2 separate regions of the Homo sapiens genome follow, and region 1 is linked to region 2. A link is a loop called in an ENCODE intact Hi-C map of the cell type or tissue named here. Cell type or tissue: prostate gland. All regions are shown on one strand. Each heading gives the region's core, and the rest is flanking DNA. Links, peaks and the distances in the headings are about the cores only. Region 1 overlaps FHOD3 (formin homology 2 domain containing 3). Region 2 overlaps ELP2 (elongator acetyltransferase complex subunit 2).

What was found. Peaks named below come from ENCODE experiments on the same cell type or tissue, not always from the same donor. Only the 100,000 strongest peaks of a DNase experiment are listed, where the experiment ranks them.
Region 1: a loop joins it to region 2, with 2.5 times the contacts of the local background. A loop is called at or near these places in 1 of 110 quality-filtered maps.

Annotation. Positions count from the first base shown.
Region 1 is chr18:36,665,414-36,682,254 of GRCh38, reverse strand. FHOD3 (formin homology 2 domain containing 3) reads right to left here. Exons shown (of 29, transcript NM_001281740.3): 15 at 685-819. Among named protein-coding and RNA genes, the nearest start is that of TPGS2, 160 kb to the left of the region's middle. RefSeq lists a silencer at 7,737-7,963. In prostate gland, for the core only: no CTCF peak of the experiment used is centred there; a DNase peak (open chromatin) is centred at 9,704; H3K27ac peaks cover 2,810 bases.
Region 2 is chr18:36,176,009-36,186,868 of GRCh38, reverse strand. It overlaps ELP2 (elongator acetyltransferase complex subunit 2), which reads right to left. Exons shown (of 22, transcript NM_018255.4): 22 at 6,312-10,860. COSMOC (cell fate and sterol metabolism associated divergent transcript of MOCOS) reads left to right here. Exons shown (of 2, transcript NR_134605.1): 2 at 6,479-6,868. Among named protein-coding and RNA genes, the nearest start is that of COSMOC, 6.0 kb to the left of the region's middle. RefSeq lists an enhancer at 328-1,150. In prostate gland, for the core only: no CTCF peak of the experiment used is centred there; a DNase peak (open chromatin) is centred at 6,698; H3K27ac peaks cover 1,432 bases.

The DNA.
Region 1 (16,841 bases), core at 7,243-12,242, 490 kb before region 2:
CATGAAGCCCAGGGGATGGGTGTGAAGGAGGATGACCTGGAGAATGTGGAGAACAGGTGGACTGGCTGAAGGAGAAGCCGAGGCACACTGGGATCAGTGGGGACAGACAGGCCAAGATATGGAACCTGGAATGAGCTATAGCCAGGAACACATCCTTGAAGCTGTACAGAGACCAGGAGATCGGGGGAAATGGGCTGAGAGTAATCAACACAATGACTTTTCCCCCCACATAGCAAGAGATTATTGTTTACAAAAAATATTGAAGATTGTTACAGGGATCAAAAAGCAAACCAGAAAGTGGGAAAAGCATTTCTTTTTGGGCATCTGATAGAATATGAATAAAACATGAGGACCATTAGGAAGAGATGGCAAATTAAGTTAAGATAATTACACTCTCTGTCATCCGGAGGGCCTGGATAGGACGAGGTAGGTAATGGAGGGCCCAAGAATACATGAGTCCCTAATTGTATTTGGCTGACTGTGCTTCCTGCCATATGGTTAGAGAAACAAAAGCCATAACAAACCAGATCCAGCCTATTTCAGGTATGTCTTTCTCTTCCTTAAAAATACAGACAGAATTTTCATTACTTCCTTTAATGCCAATATTAAATGTATACAGTTGTAAAGTCACATGCCTTTAATTTTTAACTCACTATTTAAAAAAAATCTTAAGATCCTTCTTACCTGAATTTGTTTCTTTCTTCCCGCTCTATTCTCTGCAACCTTTCTTCTCTCTCCTGCCGCCGCCTCTCTCTCTCTGCTGCCAGTGACTCTTGGTGCTGCCTGAAGGATGATGTGAGAAGACCACTCGGTGATGACCTGGAGATACAATGAGTTAATGTTTCAGTTGCTTGGCCTGTGATTAAAAGTACTGAAGTAAGCACCAGTCAGACCTTGGTTAGAATTGAGGGTCTGCCGGTACCTAGGCAATGCTTGGGGAAAATCACTGAATGCCTCGGGTCTTCTTGTTTCAGATTTTTGTCTGTAAATTGGGGAAAAGTATCATACTGTGAGTGTGCTCGCAGGAGAAAAGGTGGTAACAGACAGAAAATAGCAAGCAACATGCTTGACATGTAAGCAGCCCTCAAGAATGGGAGTTATAGAAGTATTCCAGGAATGTATATACATTCTATATATATTTTACAGTTGGTCTATGTTAAGACGTAGATGAGCTAGAATCAGCTTTCAATCTAAAACTATTTTCTACCTATCTATCAGGTAATACATTCATTATTTGGGTAACAGGATCATTAGAAGCTTAAACCTCAGCATCATGAAAGATACCGATTAACAAACCAGCACATGTACCACCAAATCTAAAATTTTAAAAAAAGTGATTTTATAAAACTATTTTCTATTATACATGCACTAAAAATATTTTACTATATATCAGTCTCACAATACACTTCTTTAGAATAATTGAACAAGGCAATGAGATGACAGATGAGGACAAAAAAACTTGCAATGGGCTGAAATGTGAATAGAATTAAGGAAATTTCATTCTATGACATTCTATGTCAAGAAGCATCCAAGGACTCAGCATGGTCAAAGGACAGGCAGTGGTATTAGTAACATCACACAAGAGTCTGGACTGTTCACTGAAAATGTGTGTGAAAGCCTTGGAGAGAAACCACAGGGTGAGTATCACAGGAGATGTTAAATCAGAGAATGAGTGGGAGAAGAGAAAATCAAGTAACCGTATGACATATAAGGAAAGGGGTTAGCTATGTAAAGGAGTCTGATGGATCTCTGGAGAATAAAATCTGTTATGGACAATTGAGGCCTTCACTTATGGAAAAAAATCTCCAAAACAAAGAGAAAAATATTTATGAAATATATTTTGCCAATTTATTTATCCAAGGATATAGCTTGGGTAAAATCCTACCTGGATTCAGTGAAAAATATACCTGCAAGGTGGGGAACACAGATCTCAGTGCAGGAGAAAGATGTGACTTTCATATTACAGACTGCCATGAGTCCCACAGATGTTCTCCCTAGAAAAGGTGAGTCACCTATGGCTATCACTCATAGGTGGCAGGGAAAATGGAGGGAAGAAACCACCATCCCTGGCAGCTACAGGGAGGGAGTAACCAAATTCAATATTCCAGGCTCACTATGGAACTATTTCCATCAGCTCTGGACACTAAGGCATAGATAGAGTTTATTTATCTTCCTCATAAAATAAGTTCAGACAAACTTCTAACTTTTGTAAGCTATTATTATTTTGTGGGAATTCTTCCCTGCTGTATCCAGCCAAACCTAATCAACAATCAGAGTAAAGAGGTTTGTAATACCTCTTGCACAGTAATTGATAAAACTGTTATGCATATAATAGATTTGTTTAACCCAATTAATAAGTTTTATCTAATAGATTAACATGTATATAACCTGGTGCCCAAATGGGAGAAAACATATTCTTTCAAATATATAAGGACTACTCAAAAATTGACCATCAATTGTGTCACAAAGCTCAAGAATGAATGCCACAAACTGGTTTCACACGAGCTACCTTACTGATCATAATGCAACTGCATTGAAAATCAATAACAAGGAGATAAATTTGAAAAAAATCCATATAATTGGAAAAACTAAAACATGTCTAATAACTTAGGTCAGAAAAAAAAACATGGACAATTAGAATACATTTAAAGGGTACCATAATGAAAAAGCTGAATATGAAGTTTTGTAGAATACCTCTAAAGTAGTATTTAGAAGGAAATTTATTGTCTTAAGTATTTATATTAGAAGAAAAGAAAGAGTAAAAATTAATGAGTGATCAGCTCAACAATTGGAAAGGCAACAGTGGAATAAATTCAAAGAAGGCAAAAGGAAAAAAATAAAGAGCAAAGACTAATAAAATAGGAAAACGAAGGTGTATAGACAAAAATCAACAAAACTAAAAGCTGGTTTATAATTGTGAAAAACCTAATAGACAAGTTCCATCAAAATTATTCAAGAAAAAGGGCCATAAATGAGCATATTCAGGAATGACAGGTAAATACAATTATAGATATAGTGACCAAAAAACATTACAAAAATAAGGGGAAATTTTTATAATACACTTGAAAAATTAAAGAAATGGATGATTTTCTAAAAACATATAATTGACCAAATCTGATTGAGAAAGAAATAGAAATTTTGAATAGCCCTGTTAACAAAAGAAATTGAGTTAATTAATTACAAATATATTCACACCCATGAAAAAAAATCCACGAAAGTCAGATTTTTAATGTGATTTCTACTACTCAAGGAAGAGTTCAAGTTAGACATATGGAAAGTTTCAGACAACATAAAGAAGAAAAAATCTCCCACAACCCATTTTACATGATTCATATTACTCTGACACTAAAGCCAGATAAGAACAGTGTGAAGACGGCAACTTATATACTATTTGCAATTATGAACACCAACGCAAAAATCTGAAACAAAATCACATTGGGTTTGCCCAACAAATGTAAGGGTAATGTAAGATGACAGTATAAATGAATACAATTTACCACGTTAATAGTTTATTGGAGAAAAACCATGGCTACCTCTGCAAATGCAGAAAAAGCTTTAAATTCAACAACCATTTGTTTAAAAAAAAAAACCCTTTACTATGCTTAGTAATAGAAGAAAACTTTCTTAATCTGACAGTGGGTATTTGGCAAGGAAAATTTTAAAAACTAGAGTAAGTATCTTTTTTTCTTTCTTTCTTTCTTTCTTCTTTTTTTTTTTTTTTTTTTTTTTTGAGACAGGGTCTCATTGTCACTCAGGCCAGAATGATCATGGCTCACTGAATCCTTGACCTCCCGAGCTCAAGTGATTCTCCCACCTCAGCCTCCTGAATAGCTGGGACCACAGGCATGCACCATCATGCCCATTTAATTTTTGTGTTTTTTGTAGAGTTGGGGTTTTGCCATGTTGCTCAAGCTGGTCTCGAACTCTTGGGCTGAAGCAATCCTGCCTTGGCCTCCCAAAGTGCTGGGATTACAGGCATGAGCCACTATACCTGGCCAGTATCATTCTTAATGCTGAAATATTAAGAACAGTTTACTGTTAAAAATAATATAAGGATGTTTCCATCATTGCTTATATTTGACATTATTCTGGTGGTCCAAGCCAGAATACTAAGAAAAGTAAAAAGCATAAGGGAAGGAAAGAAATACAACATCACTATTTACAGATAATCTGACCATCTATAAAGATAATCCAAGAAAACCTATGTTATTTTATTAAGAGTCTAGCAAAGTTTCTATATATAAAACATAGAAATAGCAATTACATTTTTACATTAGCAACAATTTACCAAGTTAATCATAAGCTAACTATGAAATTACTTAACTAATAATATGAAAGACCTTTATAAAACCTTATTAAAAGACCCAAATGAAAGCTATATCACATTTATGTATTGAAAAAAATCAATGCAGTCAGGATGCCAATTCTTTTTTTCCAATTAATACAATTTCAAATCAATATCCCAAAAGGATTTTTCATGAAATTTTATGAGCTGAGTCCAAAATTTTTACACAGGACCTGAGGTTTTAAGGATAACCAAGACAATTTTGAGTAAGAACAAAGCAGAGCACTGGCCACATTCAATATGAAGCCCATTCTGAAACCACAATGATTGCCCGTCAAAGTGGTCTTGGTGCACAAATGAAAACATGGACGAATGGAGTGAGACAGTGAGCCATGACACAGACTCATACACAGATAGAATCCTGATTCATGTCAAATGTGTTATTACACATCTGTGGGGAAGTGATGGACTGTTTAACAAATGGTGCTGAGACAACTTTTAGCCATATAAAACAAAATACAGGCTGGGCATGGTGGCTCATGTCTGTAATCCCAGCACTTTGGGAGGCTGAGGCGGGATCACCTGCGGTCAGGAGTTTGAGACCAGCCTGACCAACGTGGAGAAGCCTGTCTCTACTAAAAATACAAAATTAGCTGGGCATGGTGGCGCATGCCTGTAATCCCAGCTACTGGCTGAGGCAGAAGGATCACTTGAACCTGGGAGGTGGAGGTTGCAGTGAGCATAGATTGCACCACTGCACTCCAGCCTGGGCAACAGAAGCAAAACTCCATCTAAAAAAAAAAAAAATACAACTAGTCCCACCTTATACCAAATATAAAAATAAATTCTAGATAGTTTAAGTGAAAAATGTAAAAGACAAAACTTTACAACATTGAGATCTCAAGATATGGAAGTTTTTTTAGACCAAAGAGCAACCAAAAAGGAAAGATTTGATAAATTTGCATATATTAAAATTTAAAATTTGTGCACATTGAAAGACTACATAAGAATAAAGAAGAGCAACAACCTGGGAGAAACTACTTGTAACATATATAAACTACAAAGGATTAGTATACATTGTACAAAAAGAACCCCTTCAAATCAGTAAGCAAAAGACAAACTACCCAGAGGAAAATGGGCAAAGGGTAATGAGCATTTTAAATGGCCAATACAGATATGAGTGATGCTCATCTTCACTAGAAATCAGGGAAAAGGAATGCAAGCAAAACCCACAGTGATATACTGTTTCACACCTATCAGATTATGGATTGACAAAAATTAATGTCTGATGACACTAACCCATTGGCACAGAATAACTCATACACTGCTTCTAGAAGTCGAAATTAATATAATCATTTTGGAAAAAAAAACACTTAATACATTTGAAGATGTATATATCCTAAAACCTAGCAATTCCACTTCTACGTTTATCTAGAAAGTAACTTTTGCATGCATAAAGAAGATAGACATGTATGGTAAATAATTCTATATGTTGCAGTGTTTTTATTGCTTGCTAGTGGTTAATTAGAATTATACAAATACCTACAAATAAACAAAATATAGTTTGTTTTTAGAAAGGAATACTCTACATCTGTGAAAATTAATAACTAGAATGATATGAACATAGGTAATTCCCCAAAGCAAAATATATAGATAGTGAAAAGTAGACTGAAGAAAAGAAACCATATTCTATCATTTCTATGAAGTTTAAATACATGTATGGCAAATCTACAAGCTAGTGATACATGTACATTTCATAAAAACAAAACCATATCTGAGAATAACAAACACCAAATTCAGTGTAGTGATCATCTCTGGGGAAGAAGGGAAATCAAAGGGATAAGGGTTTCAATGTTATATCTGATACTCTTTATTGCTCTATAACTTTCTAGATTTATCTAAAATTTTCTGTAAGTCCTGAATATATATTTTAAAGCCATTCTATTTCTCTTAAATAAATAAAAGTCCTTCTTAGGTGGATAATTAACTTGTATATCAAATATCTTTGAAACCCCAAGCTAACTGAACATCAATAGTTAGATCCAGTTCTAGAATTCAGAAACACAACCAAAAATAGGGTAGTTTATACAGGAGAATGATTTTAGGAGCCAAATAATGTCTTCTTAGCAGCTTACGTTTTGGGGTCAGATCCTATTTTCTCATTCATCTCTACCCTGGCACATAGAAGAGCCTCACTGTCTGATGAATCAACTAATGATTGAATAAACAGGATGCATGAAGTCAGAATAATATGTATATGCTAGTCTCCGTGCTCCCAGACCCCCAGCCTATTCTCTAAGGTATGATAAGGACCTACAGAGGAGTTTTTTGCACTAGACCCTTCCCACTGGCAACAGCTGAGTGAATGCAGGGTGGGTGCCTGCCCCAAAGGCACCCCATCAAAAGGCAGGCTATCCAGTGGCATAGGAGGCTCCTGGCACAGAAGGCTGAGTTAATCATAGTCATGTCTCAGGGCTGTGCACTGGGAGAGAGATTGTGCATTTGAGAGAAGCAAAAGCAAAAGGGCCTGGAGGTGGGGAGGCCCTTGGTGGCCCTGTATGAGACCAAAGTGTGAGAGGATAAAATAGAGAAGGAGCCAAAGTTGTAGGGAGAAAAAAAAAAAGATGCCAACTGTATGAAGAGAGAAAGGGGGTGGCAGCAGGAAGCAAAGGAACAGAGGAGACCACGTGGAAAGGGACTGAGACATGTGAGTGGCAGAGCATCAGAGGACACAGCTAAGAACTTGCATGGCCAGGGACACCCAGCTTACCCTGATTTCTGGTGCACGGAGGTGGCCATGGAGGGTGGGGACATGATTAGCCAGCCTTCCCTAGGTGTGCAGGAGGCCTGTCCTATGGCTGACAACCCAGTGTGCTGACAATCACGGCAGTTCTTCCCTAGCCTCCCATCGCTGGGAAGACACTGAGCTCAAAGGGCCCTAAGATTCCAGGGAAAGGAAATACAGGACAACAAAAAGTAGTATTGGCATTCAAAAATCCCCAGAAGTAACAGTACATTTCAAGTTCAATTTTTTGAGGAAAAAAATGTTACTGGAAGAGTCAAATCCAGAGCAGTGTGCATCATAGAGTATTCTCAAGTCTTCCTCTTCTTTGCATAAGAGTTTGTGACATCTTATCCCAGAACTTACTCCCAGGGGCACGTGCTTGCATGTGACAGCTTTACATGTTTGTCTTCATGTGAAGTCTCGGAGCTGCCCCAAGATGCTCCCCTCACTGTCTCAGTTAGCGTTATTTGTATTCATATTCTCCTAGCCAAGTGACAGGGGTTCCAGGAACTTCAGCTCTCACTTAGCAAGTCACTGAAACTAGAAAAAGTTTTACTGACCTCCATTTTAAGAATGCAAGAAGAACCACAAAGGGAATTTAAAGTCCAACCAGACACCTAGTTGCTGAATAAATGCATCAAAATTGACAAGCAGCTTCACCAGTGAACAGGAAGAGCCATGGGAGGCTGAAACAAGAAGACTGCTCAAGGCCAGGAGTTCAAGGCCACAGTGAGCTATGATCACGCCACTGCATTCCAGCCTGGGTGACAGAGCAAGACCCTGTCTCTCAAAAAAATAAAAATAAATTTTTAAAAGAAGGGCCTCAAGCCTGTCACAAAATTGAGGGTGGAAGAGGATCTGCATCCCCTGGTATATAAATGTGGATTCAACCCTCAGCACTGTTTTCTAGTCATGAGGCTGTCACTGCACTGAGGCTGTGACAGAAAACACAGGTGCATCGTAAGTCAGGTGAACTTGAAAGCCAAGGCTTCAGTGTCACCAAAACTCAGGGCTCATTGTTCAGATTTCAGCACAGAAGCAATAGAAAGTTCCCTAAACCCAGTATCAGAATTTTTGACTTTCCTTCCTTTTGAAAATATACTCTGAAATCACAGTGGAAATCAATGGCAGACTGAAATTTTAGATCCAAATATTAGTTTAACACATATGTGAGGTGGAGAGGTAAAGTAAATGACTTACATTGTTTTTCTCATAGGAATTCAGCATTTCCATTATCCAAACTTGAATAATAAAAGAATTTGTTTCAGAAAGAACCAAAATATATATATCAGAGGGATATACATATCCCTCATATATGTGTTAAACTAATATTTAATATATATCCCTCTGACATATGTATCTCAGAGAGGGATTTCTGTCCGTGAAGCAATGGAATGGAAAGGGAGCAGGATGCAACAGAAGAAAGGGGTCCTAAGGCAGCTGTGGCTACTCACTCCCCACCTGACCTTGGGTTAGCTTCAGGAATGCCCTGCAGTTCCCTCCTTCCCGCTGAGTGTGGAGGACAGATCGAGGAACCCCTGTCCAGATCCCAGGCTAAGTTCACCCATAGTCTCCAGCCATTTCTTTGTGCCTCTCCCTCTGCCTGCTCTCTGGGAGTGTTCACTACTGTCAGGGACCCAGAAAACCTACTAAGTGGTGATTAGGAATACTTTACTCAGGTTCCCACTTTTTTTGAGAGGGAGAGGTAAAGTAAATGGCTTACATTGTTTTTTCTCATAGGAATTCAACATTATTTCCATTATACAAACTTGAATAATAAAAGGGCTGGTTTCAGAAAGAACCAAAATTACATACTTGATCATGAGAATAACTTCTTAGATTCGGAAATAAACAGTTCATTTGTTCCATAACACAATGGGGTTTTTTAATGCATAAACAGTAACCTCTCCTTTTTCTGACTTCTTGCCTTTTTAACAGAAAAGTGATTTGCCAGAAGAACGATACAAGACAACTAGCCCAATCTCCATCTTAGGTAGTTTGGAATGTCTCTTGGCTCTTAACAGAACAAACCCACTGCCCAGGCTGAGCAAAGACAACACAGACAGATGATCAAAAGCTGAGGGGGAGATTTTCTGTCAATGACAGTCTTTCTTTTTCGATGATGAGTTGGCACTTTGTTTATCTAATTACCTGCAAATAGACTAAACATAAAACAGGAAATCTTTATAAAGATAAGGCTAAGACAAATAGGAGAGATTAAAATATACTAGATTTTTCAGTTGCACTAAGCCCAGAAGAAAAGGATTAAAAAAAGAGGAAGTACACTAGTTTCACTTTTAAAACACTTAAGAACCATTCAAAATATAATTTAAGTCTGCCAGATAGCCTGCAATTACTTTTTGAACAAAGTGAGTAACTTTAAACTCAACAGTCAGCGGGTCACTCTTCTATTTGTTTATTGCACAATAAATCTTTAGCAGACGCACAGTTTCTTATAAAAATAGACACAGAATATTGCAGCAACTCCTTTAAAGAAAAAGCAGTCTCTCTCCATCCCCTTCAATCTAGGCTGAACGTGTGATTGGCTTTGGCCAATGTAGCAATCAGAAATATGATTCGATTCAAGCAGAGGCTTGAAAAGTATCTGCACGCCGGGGCTTGCTCCCATGTTGCCCTTGGGAACCCTACACCACTGCCATTTGAACAAGTCTGGGCGAGGTGGCTGGGCCGTGAGGCATGGTGCCAAGCTGCCCCATCAAGTCAGCTGATAGCCAGACAATTGCTAGATATCAAATGAGATGATCAACGACCGGCTGACTGCAAACACAAGTTAACCCGGCTCAGACCAGAGTAATTTTTCAAGGTGAGCCTGGCCAAAATTACCAACCCATAAGATCATGAGGTAAATGCATGGTTGTTGTTTTAAACCACCATGTTTTGGTGGTTTCTTATGTAGTTAAAAGCTGACTGAAACAGGATGGGTTTTGAAAATATTTTCTCTATTTCTGTCTGAGGAAGTTGGCACTTCATTGGCGGACTCCAATAAAATCTGAAATGTTGAAGCAATTAAAGTTATCTTACAATATGACCTATTAGCAAAACTCATATACCACTGTCCCCTAAAATGTCCCCTAAGATGGCCTCCATGCCAATCAAGCCACTCACCATCTTGCTTCCCAAAGAAGTCTAGTTCCTTTGCCTAGTGGTATCTCACTTCCTCTCTACCCAAGTTCTTCAAGACACCTCCCTTGATGACCACAGTGGACACTGCTCTTTATTTCTCCAGACTCCTGGATGTGTCCTTTCGGCACATCGTCACAAATGATTGGTTCGTTCCTTCACTGTTTTGTGAATGAACATTGTTTCTGGCACGGCTTACTCCCTTGTTGCCTTTGGGAACACATCAGAAGCAGTCCCTGTCGCCTGCTTCTCCTCCTTCCCCCACAGCAACTGTGTCTGAGTGCCATCAATACACACTGACTGAATTTTGTTGTCTACTTCAGTGATATGAGCAATGCCACAAAAACACATGTTGTAGCAAGTGGACAAATTTATGGACAATGAAACCTATCACTTTCGTGTTGCTTTTTTCTTTTGTCTCTCTTTACAGAAATTAGCTTTTCTAATAAAAGTTTCCCATAAAGTAAAAGTTGGCACACTGAACTCATCCAACTTTCTACATCTAACTGGAGTCTATTTCAGTGGTGAAAAAAGGAAAGCTCTTGGACTTCCATTTTCAGTCCATTTGGAGTAACAGGAACCAGATTTACCTGTACCTGAAACAACTAAAAACCAGAAAAAATCTATGAAACAGCAGCACTGAAGAAACTGGCCATCAGATGGTGAAGGCCAGTGATTCCTGAGAGATGAAAAGCAAAGGAGGTGTTCCTCATGATTGCCCTAGCTTACTGATTGGAGAACATTTGCAGGCTGTGGTGCATAAAGGGAAAACCCAGGCAGAGCCTGGAAGTCTCCCTGAGTAGAGGAGACAAAGCTGGGAGTCTAGAGAGGCCAATGGGGATAACACTGGCAGGGTAACATACCAGAAAGGGTCTATACAGAGAGAGAGAGACCTCTGTACATCTGCAGAAGGTTTCCCTCAAGTAACTAGGTGAGGATTGTTCAGCATATGCATGTAAAAAGTAATCTGTGGCCAGTGAAAGAACTATCCAAATGAATTAGAGCAAACAGTGTCTGGAAATTATATAAGGCAGAGAGTACTGCCTGTTCCCAACAGTTACAGAGAAAAACTTCATAATTCAGAGGGAACTGGTTAAAGTTTTAACAAGTGTCTTGCCTCAGTAGTGGAAATATATTGGACTAAACATAGCTCTGGTCCTGCCTAACAAAGCTAATTATGCAAGACCTGCAAGGATCAAACTGTTTCTGAGTTAAGCCCATCCCAGAACAAAGCTCAAAAATATTTATAAGAACACAAACACATCCAGCACCCAGCAAGATAAAATTTACAAAATATGACATCCAATAAGAAATGACCAAGCATGCAAAGAAGTACAAAAATACAAGCCATAATCAGAAGAAAAAAAGTAAATTATTTGAAACCAATCCAGAAATGACACAGATGATAGAATTAGTTGGGGAGAATGATAAAACAGTTATGACTATAGTCCACATATTCAAGAAGCTAGAGAAAATATTTAACATGTTAAAATATGAAAGGTATTAAGAAAGAGACCACTTGAAACAGTAGATTGTCACCACAGAAGAAAAATAATTAGCGAACTTGAAGACACAGCAACATAATTATTCAAAATGAAACACATTCAAAATGAAGCAAAATGAAAAAAATCAACAGACCACCAGTGAACTTTGTGGAAACTTCAAATGACCCAATATACATGCTATTAGAGTTATCAAAAGAAAGGGGAGGTAAAAAGTACCAAACATTTTTAAAGAAATAAGCACTAAGATTTTTCGCAATTTGATGAAAACTGTAAACACACAGATTCAAGAATCTCAAGTCCCAAGCGTAAGAAACATGAAAAAACTACACCAAGGCATATCAAAATCAAACTGCTAAAAACCAATGACAGAGTTAACCTTAAAAGCAGCCAAAGGAAAAAAATGATATGTTACATGCAGAGGTATAAAAATAAAAACAGAAGATTTATCATCAAAAACAATGTAAAGTAGAACAAAGTGGTGCAACATCTTTAGAGTACTGAAAGAAAAAAAAACGCTATCAACTTATAATTCTTTACCTAGCAATAACTGTCTTTCAAAAATTAAGGTGAAATATTTTTTCCAGACATATAAAAACAGGAATAATTCATTATCTAGACCTGCACTAAAAGAAATGTTGGCAGAAGATAAATAATACCACATGGCCATCTTGATTTACACAAAAATAAAAAAGAATTAGAAAAGATAATGACACAGGTAAATATAAGCCTTATTTTATTATTTAAATATATTTAAAAGATAATCAATTGTTTACAGCAGACATAATAACAATGTATTGTGGAGTTTACAACATTTTAAAGGTAAAATCCATGATCACCGTAGCATAAAGGCTGGAAGAAAAAAAATGAAAGTGTGTTGTTGCAGGGTTGTTATGCTATGCATGAAATACATACTATCACTTAAAGGTAGACTATGATAAATTAAAATGTATACTATAAACCCCAATGCAATCACTAAAATAATACACTTATTGCTAATAAGGCAACAAAAGAGAGAAAATGAACTAATCAAGAATATGCAACCCCCCAAAAGGAAGAAAGAATAAAAAGGTGGAACAAATAAAAAATATAAACTCAAACAAATCAATAATCACATTAAATGGTTTAAACACTCCAATTAAAAGGTAGAGATTATCAGACTGGATTAAAAAAAAGATTCAACACTATATTGCCTACAAGAAACATAAAACCTAATTTATGTTCAAATAATAAAAAAGATATACCATATTAATACTATTTTTTTTAAAGCTGAGGCTATATTAATACCAGATAAAGTAGACCTAAGAATCAAGTATGTTACCAGGTATAAAGGTCATTTCAAATGAAAGGAGTCAAGCCATCAGTAGGATATAACAATTGTAAATATTTATGCACCTAATAAAAGAGCTTCAAGATACGAGGGAAAACTAATAGAACAGCAACATATTTTTAAAAATCAAAATTATAGAATGCAGTTTATTACTCTCTCAGTAACAGAACAAGACAGACAAGCACTAAGGATACGGAATACTAGAACAATACCATCAACCAAATAGACATCTACAGAACATTTTACCCCAAAACATCAGGATACATATTCTTTTCAAGTTTACACAGTATATTTGCCACAGTTGATCCTATTCTGGGCTGTAAAACAAATATCAATAAATTTAAAAGTATCCAAGTCATACAACATATGTTCTCTGACCGCAATTTTATTAAATTAGAAATCAGTAACAGAAAGATAGTTGGAATATCCACAAATACTTATAAGCTAAATAAATACTTTAAAATAACCCATGGGGTAAAGACTTTTTAAAAATTGACAGAGAACTTAAGAAGCATATTAAGAGAAGATAAAAACACAACATATTAAACTTTGTGGAATGCAGCAAAAGCAATACTTAGAGGAAAATTTGTAACACTGAATGCCTATATTAGAAAAGATAAAAAGTCTCAAATCAATGACCTCATCTCCTAACTGAAAAAAAGAGCAAATTTTACACAAAGTGAGCAGAAGCAAGAAAATAAAACAAACAGAAAAACAGTATAAAAATTAAATGAAACCAAAAACTGGTTCTTTGTGGTCAAAAAAAAATTGATAAATCTCTAGCCAGACTGATTGGAAAGAAGAGAGAGAAGACACAAATTACCAATATTAAGAATGAGAAATACGATCACTGCAGATTTTACAGATACTAAAAAAAATAATAAGGGACTATTCTGAACAATTACATTCCAATAACTTTGACAACTTAGATGAAATGGAAGAATTTCTTGAAAGACAAATCTACTAAAACTCACTCAAGAGGAAATGGATGATCTGATAAGAATATAAGATAAATATCTATTAGAGGCATTGAATTTGTGGTTTTAAACTTTCCCTTGAAGAAAGCTCCAGTCTTAGATGTCCTCATGGTGAATTCTATGAAATATTTAAGGAAGAGCTAGTACTAATTCTACGCAGCCTCTTCTAGAAAGCTAAAGAGGAAGGAGTATGTTTCCCCTCATTTTATGAGCATTACTCATGTACAGCCATTGTGGAAGACAGGCAATTTCTTAAAAGCTAAACATCCACCTGCCATAAAACTTGGCAATTCTACTTTTAGTAACAACCATGCACTACTTAACATTTCAGTCAACAATGTTCTACAAGATAGTGGTTCCATAGATTACAATGAAGCTGAAAATGTACTATCACCTAGTGATGTTATAGCCATCATAACATTGTAGCACAACTACTTTTCTTTTTTAATAACGTTAGTGTAGCCTCAGTACACAGTGTTTATAAAGTCTACAGTGATGTACAGTAATGTCCTAGGCATGAACAGTAATGTTCATGCTTTCAATTCTGTAAGCTCCATTCATGGTGAGTACCCCACATAGATGTACCATTTTTTTCTCTTTAATACTGTATTTTTACCATACCTTTTCTATGTTTAGATACGGAAATACTTCTCACTGTGTTACAACTGCCTACAGTATTTGGTACAGTTACACGCTGCAAGGTTTGCAGTCTAGGAGTAACAGGCTATACCATATAGCCTAGGAGGACATCTGGGACTGGAGCTTTCTTCATGGGAAAGTTTACAACTACAAATTCAATGTCTCTATCTTTGTTTATCTTATATTAATTCATACAGATTATTTCATCTTCTGTGAGTTTTGGTAGTTTTTGTCTTTCAAGAAATTCTTCCATTTCATCTAAGTTGTCAAAGTTATTGGAATATAATTGTTCAGAATAGTCCCTTATTATTTTTGTATAGCAAAATTGCCCAACACTGCTTTTCTCAGAACATAGCCCCATCATTAAGTGACGAATGACTATATTTACCCAAGAGAAATGAAAGCACATGTACATACAAAGACAACCCAAGTGTCTATCAACAGGTAAACAGATAAATTATGGTTTATGTACACAATGGAATACTACTCAATCAAAAGAAATTGAAACACACAACAACATGAAGGAATATCAAAACAATTATACTAACTGAAAGAAGTCAACTCCCCTCAAAGAGTATATACTGCCTGATTACACTTATATAAAATGCTAAAAACACACATGCAAATGAATCTACAATGAAGAAGCAGATCAGTGGTTGCTTAGGGATGGGGAAGGGCAGCAATAATCACAAAGAGGCAGCAGAAGATTTTTGGGGTGATGGATATGCACATTATCTCCATTGTGGTCAGGGTTTCACTGTTGTACACATACGCCAAAACTTATGTGCTGTTTCTTGCGTGTCAATTTTACTGCAAAAGCTGTTTTAAAAAAATATCCCTTGGTAAGTTCAAGTTAAGTAAAATCTTATTTGCGAAAGATGCAAACCTTCGATGTTTCCTATTTAAAAAGTAAATTATCATCTCTGGTAAAATATTAACAAAAGCAAAAACTAAGTTCATAAAATATCTGATACTTGAAATTAGCACTTAATTCACAAGTAGATAATTTGATATGAAGACTTAGAGGTCAAAAATAATAATAAAATGGCATTGAAATGATGCTGAGCAATGAGATCGTCCTCACAACCTGGCTATGAAATTGAGGATCACCCTGTCTAATGATACAGGACAAGAGGTAACTCTAAGTTATGCCCAGTTGTAAAAGGCATTTGCTTGCCCTGAAAAAAGAAAAATTAAGAATCTTCCTTCATAGCTTCAGGGTCATATCCTAGCTCTCATGATGAAACCAGCAAGCCCCAGAGGCATCTCCAAGAAACAGGCAGCTTTTCTCATCACCACTGCTACAATCCTGAAGACAGCCATCATCAGAGACTGGATGTGGATTTCAGTCTCCCTCTTGCTTTCTATTCTCCAGCCTGTTGCACACACTGCTTCAGTGCAGATCTGAGCTCCTTGGCCATGGGAAGGAATAGCAGGGCTCACGCAGTGTGCTGTGGAGACTGGTCCCACATGGAGTCTCACATTACTGTGCTGGCTCATATCTAGAGCATGAAGCCATTCCTCCAGGCCCTGGCTGTTGTCATGCTTCAGCCTGTCCACTGGCCCCTTTGTAGGCCCTGACTTTGGCATACAGCAGTTCTTGCCAGTTCTCTCATTCCCTCTTAATTTCCACCCTCCATCTAAGACCAAGTGAGTCCTCCGGCCCAAAGGAGGTCAGTCCTCTCCTGTCACAGCCCCAAGTCCACCTGTTTGGCTTCACAATTTGCCAATCTCCTGGAAGCTTCCCAAAGCGCTGACTGCCACCAGCATCTCCTGTGTTACGTGGCTCCCAGGCCTTGCTGGCCAGGACCAAGGCACATTCTTCCTTCCCATCTCCTCTCTGCTTCTTCACTCCAGGCCAACTCACTCTTCTTTTGCACACTTGCCTCTTCTCTAAATGCTAAATTGATTCCAAATGGTCTCCCATCTTTCCCAGATTTGCAAAACCCTGTTTTGAAGAAAGATATGGACTCGCTCCATTTTCTTATCCCCCTCTTAACCTCCCTGCCCCCCCACCAGGCCAATCTCAGAGCAAATAGCAATTTGCCTTACATTAGTGACTCAGTTTCCCAGACCTTTTGCCAGGGGTATCCCCCACAACAACAGAGCACCTGTGCTAGGCCCCCAGTTTGATTGCCTCTCTCTTTTCAGCTCTCCTATGAAGGTTCATTTTCTTCGCAGC
Region 2 (10,860 bases), core at 4,794-9,793:
CCCAACCCTGCATCCCGCCCCGCACTTCCCGCACGTGGGTGTGGCCGGGCCCTCTCTATTAAAGCAAGAGTGCCCTAGGACAAAGCCGCCCCTGTCCCGGACAGAGTGGAATAAGAGCGCCTCCTTCAATCCCCACTCGCGCCTGCACCCAGAGCACCTGGGACACAGCGGCTCTGTCTTGGAGAACAGGTGCCTCAATAGGGAGGGCCTGGCCAAACCTATGCGCGGGAAGTGCGGAGCGGGATGCAGGGGTGGGGCGGCAGGTGCAGGTAGTAGAGCCCAGGCATGCGGTTGGGGGGTGGGGGGAAATCTCACGTGCGATCCCAGGTGCGGAACCCGCTGCTGGGAATGGGGTGGAAGCAAAACAGGTACTGCACGCACAGGCGAGGTGCCTCGTGGGGGAATCGAATGTCAGGGATGGTGGACAGTGCGGATGGGCGGCAGGTGCTGGGGCTCAGGGGAGATAACTCAGAGGCAGGCTCGGTGGAGAACCCAAGGCCGGCGACCAGGTGCAGGCGGCCCACAGGCCCTGGAGGCATACAGCGGGGGGACAAGGTGGGAAGGAGGCCTATGCCCCAAGAGCTCAACCTGTGCTGCATCCAGGCCAGCTGCCACCCAGGGTATGGGCCGCAGATGCCCTAGGATCCTTGCTGATGCATGATGCATACCGGTGCCCAGCGTGAGAGCCATGGGAAGGCAGCACGCAGCCCTGGCTCTCCCGCCCAGGCCCCTGATACCAGGCCAGAGAAAGACCCGCCACTAAGAGCTCATTTCCCCCTGGCCGGAGACCCAGGGGTCTGTGGACTGCAGCGCTAGGGTCCATGCCCAGGTACCCATATTCCTCAGTGGCCTCTGCCCACTGACCACCCCCGCTCTCTCCCTCACTGCTGAATGTCCAGGACCTTACTCGACAAACACCCATAGTTGTTCGAGGAGGAGTTAATGTACTGATGGATGGATGCAGGCATTTGCTCATTGACATCACTGCCCACCCCACCATCTGCTTGCCTTCTGGCCATGCTTCAAGCAGGCACTTTGGATACTGGACTGTCTTCTGTGAATGTGGCTTTGGGCAGCACTAATAACAAGAGCTAGTTACAGGGCCTCACTGTGTGCCAGGCACTGCACTGTGTACACTCTTACCTGTCCTGGTCGTTCAATGATTAAATATGCAGATCTAGGAGGTGGCTCTTACAGATGGGGAAGCTGAGGCAGAGAGAGGCAGAATAACTTGCACACGGGCACACAGCTAGAAGACAAGCTAGCACCTGGGAAGTCAGTCTCCAGAGCCCAGGCAGGGAAGTGTGTTTTGCTAACTCTCTGGTGTGAGCCACCGTGGTTCCCAGGGCCTCAGTTTCCCCATCTAAGTTGAGAGGGGTGAGTTGGTCCTCCCAGCAGCTGTTCAGTGTGTCACTCCTCACCCATCCTTTTAAAGCCCTGCTTCCTGGTGAGAGTCTCCCCTAGGCCAGGGTTTCCAGGCATTCATTTGCATGAATCCCCTAGAGAGCCTATTCAAAGGCAGGTTCTGACTCTTTGAGGTTCTGTGTTTCTAAGTAGCCCAGGTGATGCTGATGCCCCATTCACGAATGGCACTCTGAGGAGGGAGGGCCTAGGTCATTTCCCTGGAAATGTAAGGAGAACCTCTCCTCAAGGAGTTCTACAGCCAACTAACAAACCACCAGTCCACAGGGGTGCTGCTTCAGACAAGCTCGCCTAGTGATGGATTGGAATAGGCCAAGTCAGTGCAGAACTCCTGAAGGTTATTAAAAATCACGGATCTACCATTAATCCAGAAATACTTTAAAGCAGTTGGCTATGCCCATCTAGGGCACTGTGTGCTTGGGAGGGTGGATGTGAAGATAGCACCTACAGCTGAGTAGGAAAATGAACCTACACTAGCCACAAGGCAATGTGGGCTGAGTGCCCAGGCAGCACTGGTTCAGGATGCAGGTATAGAATTGAAAGAGAGGAAGCGGCTACTTCCTAGCAAGATATCCAGGGAAGGTAGCCCAAAGGAGGAAGCCTTTGAAGTGGGCCATAGCAGTGAGCCAGTCAAGATGGGAGGAGGAGTAGGGAATGTGAGAAACACTGGGAGTCTTGGCCTCTAATTGGCACCCTTAGGTGCATTTCACCAAGATTCCCTGGGCCGCTCCTACCAGAAAGAGACTATCAGAAGTCAGATTGCTCGCTCTCACCCTGCCTTAAGCAGAACCTCTATCCCCACCAAGGAATGTCTGACCTGGGAGGAGGAGTGATCTCCTGGGCCCTGTGCTATAGGCTGCCATGGCCACTTCTCACCTGGTCCAGCTGCTGGCCTTGGAGCTTCCAAGCAACCTGAGCTGGTCCATGCTGAGTTCCCCAGAGGCCAGCTTCTGCACCTAAAGTTTACAGCTAGGTAGGAAAACAGCTCTTCCAACTCCCACTTGCAACCCTTTCTCACCTAAGAACTTGAAAAATTATGTGTCTATGAGCCAGTTGGGCAGACAGGTGAGATGCCCTCAATTTTGTACTTTAAATCTCTCCCCGTGTGAATCTTAGTCCCTGGTGCACCTCACTGAGCCTGATTCCTTACCTCCTGATGATGCTTCCCGAAATCCCCTTGCTCCCAGGTTAACAACTCCCACCCCCAGTGTCTCCTAGCAATGGGCTCCACTTGCAAGAATCTCTACTATATACAAAGCATTCATTCATGTATTCATTCATTCATTCATTCATTCACTCACTCAGCAGAAGATGAATGAGTGCTTGTCAGAGTTAGGCTTGGAGTTGGTGGTAGACAAACAAAGGAAAGGCAGGCTTTGGAACTAGAAAGTGCCCTATGAGTGATTTAGGTAGAACTATCCAATGGCCATGACCAGACTGGATGAGCCTGTGAGAATTGGGAGCAGGAAAACCAGCTATAACCTCTTGCAACTGTCCAGGCTTGAAACACTAGAAGATTCACTTGAAAATTACTAGTGCTTTTGGCAGGGGCATTTATTCAGTGTTCACTGGGCAGCTGTGCCCTGCTGCAAACATGGTAGGCACTGAGAAGACAACAGTCAGCAAGGCAGTCTCTGTGCCTGAGAGGCTCCTGGGATGAGGAAGGAGATAGGTTCATAGTCAGGTCACCCCTCCAGGCTGCAGAGCGCTAGAGAAAAGTCCTTCCCACAAAGGTCCAGGCTTGGGGTAAAGAGCCTCCCAGACCTGGGGCTGCTGGGAGACCTGCCCAGAGGGTCCTGGAGGAGGAGGTGGGGGAAGGAAGGCAGCATTCCATACTCAAAGGTCTAGAGCTGCAAAAAGGCTCAGAGAATTCCAGATGCAGGACTTTTAATGAAGCTGGAGCACAGACTGCAGCTCTGTGGGGATAAGTGTGATGGGGAGTGAGAGAAGTAAGAGGGGTCAGACTTTCTGGTACAGAGGAGAAAGCTGGCCTTGGTCTAAAAGGGACATGAACACCCTAGAGTCTCCTCCTGAGAGTGGCTGGATCGGGGTGTGCTTAGACCCCAGGCAGCAGTGGGGGAGGTGGGAGTGGGGAGGTTGCAGGCAGCCCTGCTGTCAGAGGCTGGGCAAAAGTCCTGGCGAAGAGCAGTGAGGGCCTGGTCTGAGGCCCAGATCGTGCAGAAGTGATGAAATTCAGGGATGAATGGGACGAAGGACTGGCCCAAGGTGACTTGGTGCTGTCAGATTGGGAGACTGAGTGGACAGAGGGAGTCTCAGGCATAGGGAGACAATATGGAACTCGGTCAGGACATCTCGGTGGAGATTCAGGGCTCAAAAGGGACAGAGTGTCTGGGGTTGGAGACTTGAGTCATGTGAGGGGCTTGTGGACAGGTCATCTCAGGAGCTCTGAAGTGTTTAGGGAAAGAGGCCAGAACCCTGGGGACAGTGGCACTTAAAGGGTCTCTGTCTCATGCCACAGGTGGGAAAGTTCAGTTAGAGAAGTGGGGACAGAGCCAGAAGAGAGCACCTTGGCAATATCTAAGGCCATAAGGCCTATTAGGACAAGGGTTAAACAATTAGGACAGATTGTTAAACTTGTTGGGTAGGTGGTATGCAGTGGCCTAAGCAGGAACAGCTCTATTATCCAGGTGGGGATGGCAGCTCCACTATAGTGGTCAAGTCCTAAATGGTGAGTAAGGGTAGAGGTTTTCCCACTGGTGAGCCCCCTGAAAACCTTGGCCTCCTAGTCTGGAAGATATTAGGTTGCTGCAAAAGTAATTGCGGCTTTTGCATCAAAATGGCAAAAACTGCAATTACTTTTGCACCAACCTACAGTTGGGGGCTGCAATTACGAGGAATCAAATTTCCCAACAAATATCAGGATAGGGATAGGTATGTCCAAGAAGGCTGAATTTGGTTTGGATAATGAAATTAACTTAAGTGTTTCCTACTAGAGTGAAATGCACACTTTTCCAAAAATGAGAGCTCACAGACCTGGATATCCTGGTACCTAGGAAGTCAGAAGAGGGCTGGCAAAGGAAGCAGTGAGACAGACATAGCATTGGAGCAAGTTTATCTCCAAAGACTGGCAGAGTGCCCTGGTAGAAACTGAGAGCAGTGGAAAGAAAGATCAGAAACCCCAGGAAGCTCCCTCCCCTAGAGTGACACAAGACCTTTCCTGTGAATAGAAATGAAAAGGGCAGTTCAACATCATGAAATGATTGGGAACAAGGCTCCATTATATCTAATGTTTGAAACAACCAAACCCACCAATACTAGGTAGACCACAGGACTGAGAGGGCAAAGGGCCCAGAGCAGCAATCTTCCTGGCGCTGTCTTCCTGGGGGCTCGGCTTCTCCCATGTTCATTCATGAGCAGGTCCACTGGGCCAGGCCAGCCCCTTCTTGGTCCCTTCTGTGCTAGCACCTCCCTCCTACTCTTTGCCCCCTACCCCTTTAACCACCAAGACAGGAATCTCAGATATTCTATTTACCGACTGGCAGATTACATTTGAGAATACTTCCTCCACCAGCCATCAGCATTATCAAACTCATTCATCCCTGAATTCAGCAAATATGTGGCAATACATATTTGCTGAATTCAGGGATGCTGTGGACAACAGGAAAACCATCTGATGCGCAGGTGTTTAGGCTTTAGCAGGTTCGTATAGGGGGCTTGCATTGGTTGCCCATCCTGTATCCATTGGCCCCTCTGATTTTGCTTTGGAGAACCACCCCACGTTAGAGCAGCTATGTGATCTCACTGGGACCTACTCTGCCTCTAGGCCAGCACAGGTGATCTCACAGCTTGTTACATCAGATGGGCAGGCCCAAGCCACTTAACATGCGGCTTTCCCCTGCCCACTGTGATTAGCTGAGGAATGGTCCAGTCAGAGTAAAGTTAGAGACTTAATGCTAAGAGTTATTTCCTTTGATACTAACAAGGAAAAAAGTAATGTAGGGGCTGTTTGCATTCCTCTTACGGCAATGAGGGAGAACGGCCTCAGGGGAAAGCTGCCATGTGGCCAGGCATGGTGGCCCACCCCTATAATCCCAGCACTTCGGGAGGCCAAGACAGGAGGATGGCTTGAGCCCAGGAGTTTGAGACCAGCTTGGGCAACATAGTAAGGCCCTGTCTCTATTAAAAATAATAACGGGCCAGGCCCAGTGGCTCATGCCTGTAATCCCAGCACTTCGGGAGGCCAAGACAGGAGGATGGCTTGAGCCCAGGAGTTTGAGACCAGCTTGGGCAACATAGTAAGGCCCTGCCTCTATTAAAAATAATAACGGGCCAGGCCCAGTGGCTCATGCCTGTAATCCCAGCACTTTGGGAAGCTGAGGTGGGTGGATCACCTGAGGTCAGGAGTTCAGGACTAGCCTGGCCAACATGGTGAAACCCCGTCTCTACTAAAAATACAAAAATTAGCCAGGAGTGTTGGCATGTGCCTGTAATCCCAGCTATTCAGGGGGCTGAGGCAGGAGAATCACTTGAACCCAGGAGTTGGAGGTTGCAGTGAGCCGAGATCACGCCACTGCACTCCAGCCTGGGCAACAAGAGTGAAACTCAGTCTCAAATAATAACAAAAGAAGAAGGCTGCCATGGAAAGGGCAGAGCTAAGCAAACTAGAGAAAGGAAGGCAGAGCCCATATCAAACTGCACCTGAAGCCTATCCCACCACTGAATTTTTCTCAGTCATATGAGCCAGTAATTCCTTTGTGTTTGAGATGAACTTCCTTACAATAGAAGGCATCTACCTGACACAGCATAAAACATACACAAAAATAGAAGATATAAGGTGACAAGTGCCATAAAACAAAACTGGAATAAAATACTCCGGAATTCAGAGGAAAAACAAAAAAGAATACTTGAGGGGTTTACCAAAGGCTCTATGGAGTTGACACGAGCAGAGCTTTATTTAATCATAATAGTACCAGATACAAATTACTGCTGTCTTATTTATATCCCAGGGACCAAACTAGTGTTTTTCATATATTGGCTCATTTAATTCTCAGAACAATCCTACACACTGGTTACTGTTGTTCTCCCTTTCTTCCAGAATGAAGCACCCCAGTTCTCTGCTGAGCACATGGGCATCTGCAATAAAGATTTAATTTCCCAGCTTCTCCTGAAGCTCGGTATGGCCACAACACTAAATTCTGCCCGAGGAGATTAAGCAAAATAGTATGGGACTTCCAAGAAATGTTTTTAAAGTCAGGGGCAGGCCTTTCTTCATGCCTTCTTCCTCTTTGCTGGCTGGAACGCAAAGACCATGGCAGGAGGCCAAGCAGCCATCCTGGAAGGTGAAAGCCTCATACTAAGGACGTCAGACAGCGAAATAAGAGCCTGGGTCCTTGACCCTGTAGACATCTCCCTCCCCATCCTGGTCTGTCTGCCTTGACTCCTTTCATATGAGAGAAATAAACTTTTAACTTGCGTAAACCAGAAAGAAAATTTTACAATTTTTTTTCACACACAGTTGAATGGAAGCCAGACTCATACACTAATCTCATCTCCACTTTTAGAGATGAGGGGAACAGCTTGCCCACAGTGACAGCCAGTGTGAGCTGGGTTTCTGTTGCCCAACTCATTGGGGTTCCAACCCTCACCTAGACTGCCCTATGAAATACCTAGAACTTGGTCAGGAGAAAAGATAAGAGGGGAAAATGTCAGCAAAAGCCAAAGACTAAGGGTAGCAGGGGCAGAAGTGAGAGTGGGAAGTGAAAGGTGATATAATTTCCCTATTCCACTGAGCAGGAAGAGGCTGCCTTTGCATCCCTCTGTGTCGGGAGACAGTCTGGGGACAGTCAGCAGGCACCTTGCTGCAGGAGAGCCCCTGCAAGAGCAGCCTTTGTGGAGCTGTCCCTTCCACCCCAGTAGGAGCTTCTCGGACACAGCATGGCCTCTCTCCTTCACTCTGGTGTCTTCACTCAGTACTGGGTCCCAGATTTTTTTTTTTTTTTTTTTTTTTTTTGAGATGGAGTCTCACTCTGTTGCCCAGGCTGGAGTGCAGTGGCTCGATCTCGGCCCACTGCAACCTCCTCCTCCTCCTGGGTTCAAGCGGTTCTCCTGCCTCAGCCTCTGGAACATCTGGGATTACAGGCGCCCACCACCATGCCCGACTAATTTTTTTTTTTTTTTTGTATTTTTAGTAGAGATGGGGTTTCACCATGTTGGCCAGGCTGGTCTCGAACTCCTGACCTCAAGTGATCCACCCGCCTCAGCCTCCCAAATTGCTGGGATTACAGGCATGAGCCACCACGCCCGGCCCGGGTCCCAGATCTCTGAGTCCACCAGAGTGGGGCTCAGAGTCCTCTATCCACCAACCACATGCAGCCATCCAACACGCTGTCTCTCTTCTGGCCTCAGCCTCATTGTCCTTGGAGTGCCAGTCTCTTGTTTAAGCATGGCAGAGCCTTAATACTGGACCATCCACTACATGCTAGAAGGGGAAGAACTCCTCACAATGTAACAATTTTTGTATTTAACTTATGGATATGCTCATTCTTTCTAAACAATTCTTATAAGGAAATTTTAAGTATATTAAAAAATTAGAATAGTATGACCACCCCAACACTGCCCAGCTTCATTAATAATCCACACATCTAAAACCCATCTAGTCCTTGACACACACACAATCATTATGAAACAACCCAAGACATAAATTGATTTCATCCATAAATACTGAAATTATGATTCAAGAGAACTTTTTTTTTTTTTTTCTTAAACCAAGGCTGAGGTGGGAGAACTGCTTGAGCCCAGGAGTTCAAGACCAGCTTAGGTAACACTGCAAAACCCAGTCTCTAGAGAAAAAAAAAACAAAACCAATCATAACCATAGCCCCACTGTCATATGTTTAAATGTTGTTTCCTTAATATCATCAAATATCCAGCCAGAGTTCAAATTTGCTTTGTCCCTTAAGCACATTTTTACAAGATTGATTGGCTAGTTCAGATCAAGAGGCAAACAAGGTTCATACATTGCACTGGATTCACACGTCTCAAGTATCTTTCAATCTCCAGGCTTCCCTTCCCTTCCCTTTTCCTCTTGTAATGTATTTGTTGAAGAATCTAGGTCCCTCTGTAGTCACTCCTCTCCCCATTCCCAGCCCCTGGTAACCACTTACCTGTTTTCTGACCCTATAATTTTGTAGGGCCCACTTTGTACTGATGTACTTCTGACTAGGTGTGTTTATGTTCAAGCATCAGAGCCAAGGCCCAAACCTCTACCCTGGCCCTCCTTCTGCTGTGGCCCAACTGTACCCAGAGCTGGGCTCTCCCGTCTCCCTGCCTGTTAATCCTAGAAGTGGGTGCCGAGGAGGGAGAAACAGGAAGGAGGGAGTTGGGGAGGGCAGCTTGTTACATGGACATCAGGGCTGTTCCCACTAGCAGCAACAGCTTTGTGTTAGCTTGGCTCCAATTTGAATGAAATATTCCAAGGCCATTTTCCCCAACACGTTGTTACCAAAAAAACTCCCAGCATGCAGAAAAGTTGAAAGAATTGTACAGTGAACACCCCTTAAGGAGTTTCTACCATTAACATTTTATTTAAAGGCTTTGGGACTCTGAAGTATAATGTTTGTGAAATGCTATGAGCCAGACCCTCCACACTGAAAATTCCCAGTGTAAATTAATTTGTTAAATGCTCTTAGAATTCCTGCAATAAAGAACACCTATCTAACCTTAGTTATCCCTGTGTTTCCCAAATATATCTTACTTTGGAGCACTTTTTTTTTAGTACCGATTTACATCCTGGGAAATGGTGTTTACCATGCTTTAAAAAAAACTGTGGTAAAATAAAGATAAGATTTACCATCTTAACCATTTTAGAGTGTACAGTTGAGTTGGCATACAGCATTCACATAACTTAACTGTGCAACCAATCCACAGGACTTTTTATCTTGCAAAACTGAAACACTATACCCATTAAACAACTCCTCATTTCCTCCTCCCCCAGTCCTTGGCAACTACCATTCTACTTGTTTCTATGCATTTGACTGCTCTAGATACTTCACATAAATGGAAGCATAGAGTATTTGTCTTCCAGTGACTGGCTTACTTCACTTAGCATCATGTCCTCAAGATTCATCCATGTTGCAGCACATGTCAGCGTATCTTCCTTTTAGAGGCTGAATAATATTCCACTGTATGAATATACCACATTTTGTTGATCATTCACCCACTGATGGGCACATATTGCTTCCATCTCTTAGCTACTGTGAATAATGGTGCCGTGAGTATGGGCATACAAAAACTACCACTAATATTTTACAGTGCTTGCTTCATATCTGTCCATGTGTCCGTCACTCCACCCATCATATTTTTTATGTATTTCATAAGTTACAGACCACAGTAACTTCCCTCAAACATGTCAGTATACATATCAATGACCAGCGTTCATTGTTTTTTTCCAAGTCATTTTGAACTGCCGTAGCAATGAGTAATATAGCCTCAAACGCACACATACACACACAACACGTGCGTCACTACAGAAAACTTTTCCTGGCAGACAGGAAAGGGCCCATTGTTGGTGATGTCATTTTAATTAAGATAAAACCACCACCACCATTTAGTAATAGCCTGGGGTAACAAGGGCTGCGTCACGGACTGCCACTTTTGCCATCCTGCTCAGAGCAGGGCCATGCCTAACCCGTATCTGGGGATTGCTTCAGATATTATGAATCGCTTCAATATTATGAATTACTACAATTCATAATAATTGCTTCAGATATTATGAATTACAATATGGTTCAAAGGTGCTTTAGCAGATGAAGACACAAATGTGTAAACACATATGAATTACAATGCAGACTGCCCAGATGTGTAGCAAGTCCTCTGAATGTTTACTAAACAGTAAGGTGATTCCAGAGGAAGATGCTTGAGGACAATTTGGGAAAACTGACAACTTGAAAACTCAGTCTCTCTAGGCAAGGCCTACTTGCAGATAACCTTGGGAGTTCTGTGCTGGGAGGAAAGCTAAAGGACTAAGTTAGGCCTCTGAATCTGCTCTGGAAGCCTGCATGCACTTGGGTCAGAACAAGCCCATGTGTCAATGTGGGTAAAGATTCCTCAGCTGATAAGCAGGAAAATGGGCAGGGCATTTTGGTCTTTGAGGTTCAAAGCTCAGATGCTCACTGCCTTGGTATACACGCACACACACCCCACCCCCCAGCTGACGGCACAAGAGTATACAGATGCAATAGTCTAAAGTACATTGTCCAAATATGGATGGCCATGAGCCACATGTGGCTATGAAGCACTTAAATGTGGCTAGTCTGAACTGAGATGGGCCCTATAAAATATTTCAGTAACAGGTTTTTATACTGATTATAGGTTGACATAATAATATTTTGGATATACCGTATTAAAGGAAATATGTCATTAAATTTCACCTGTTTCCTTTATTATGTGGCTACTTGAAAATTTTAAAATTACATATGTA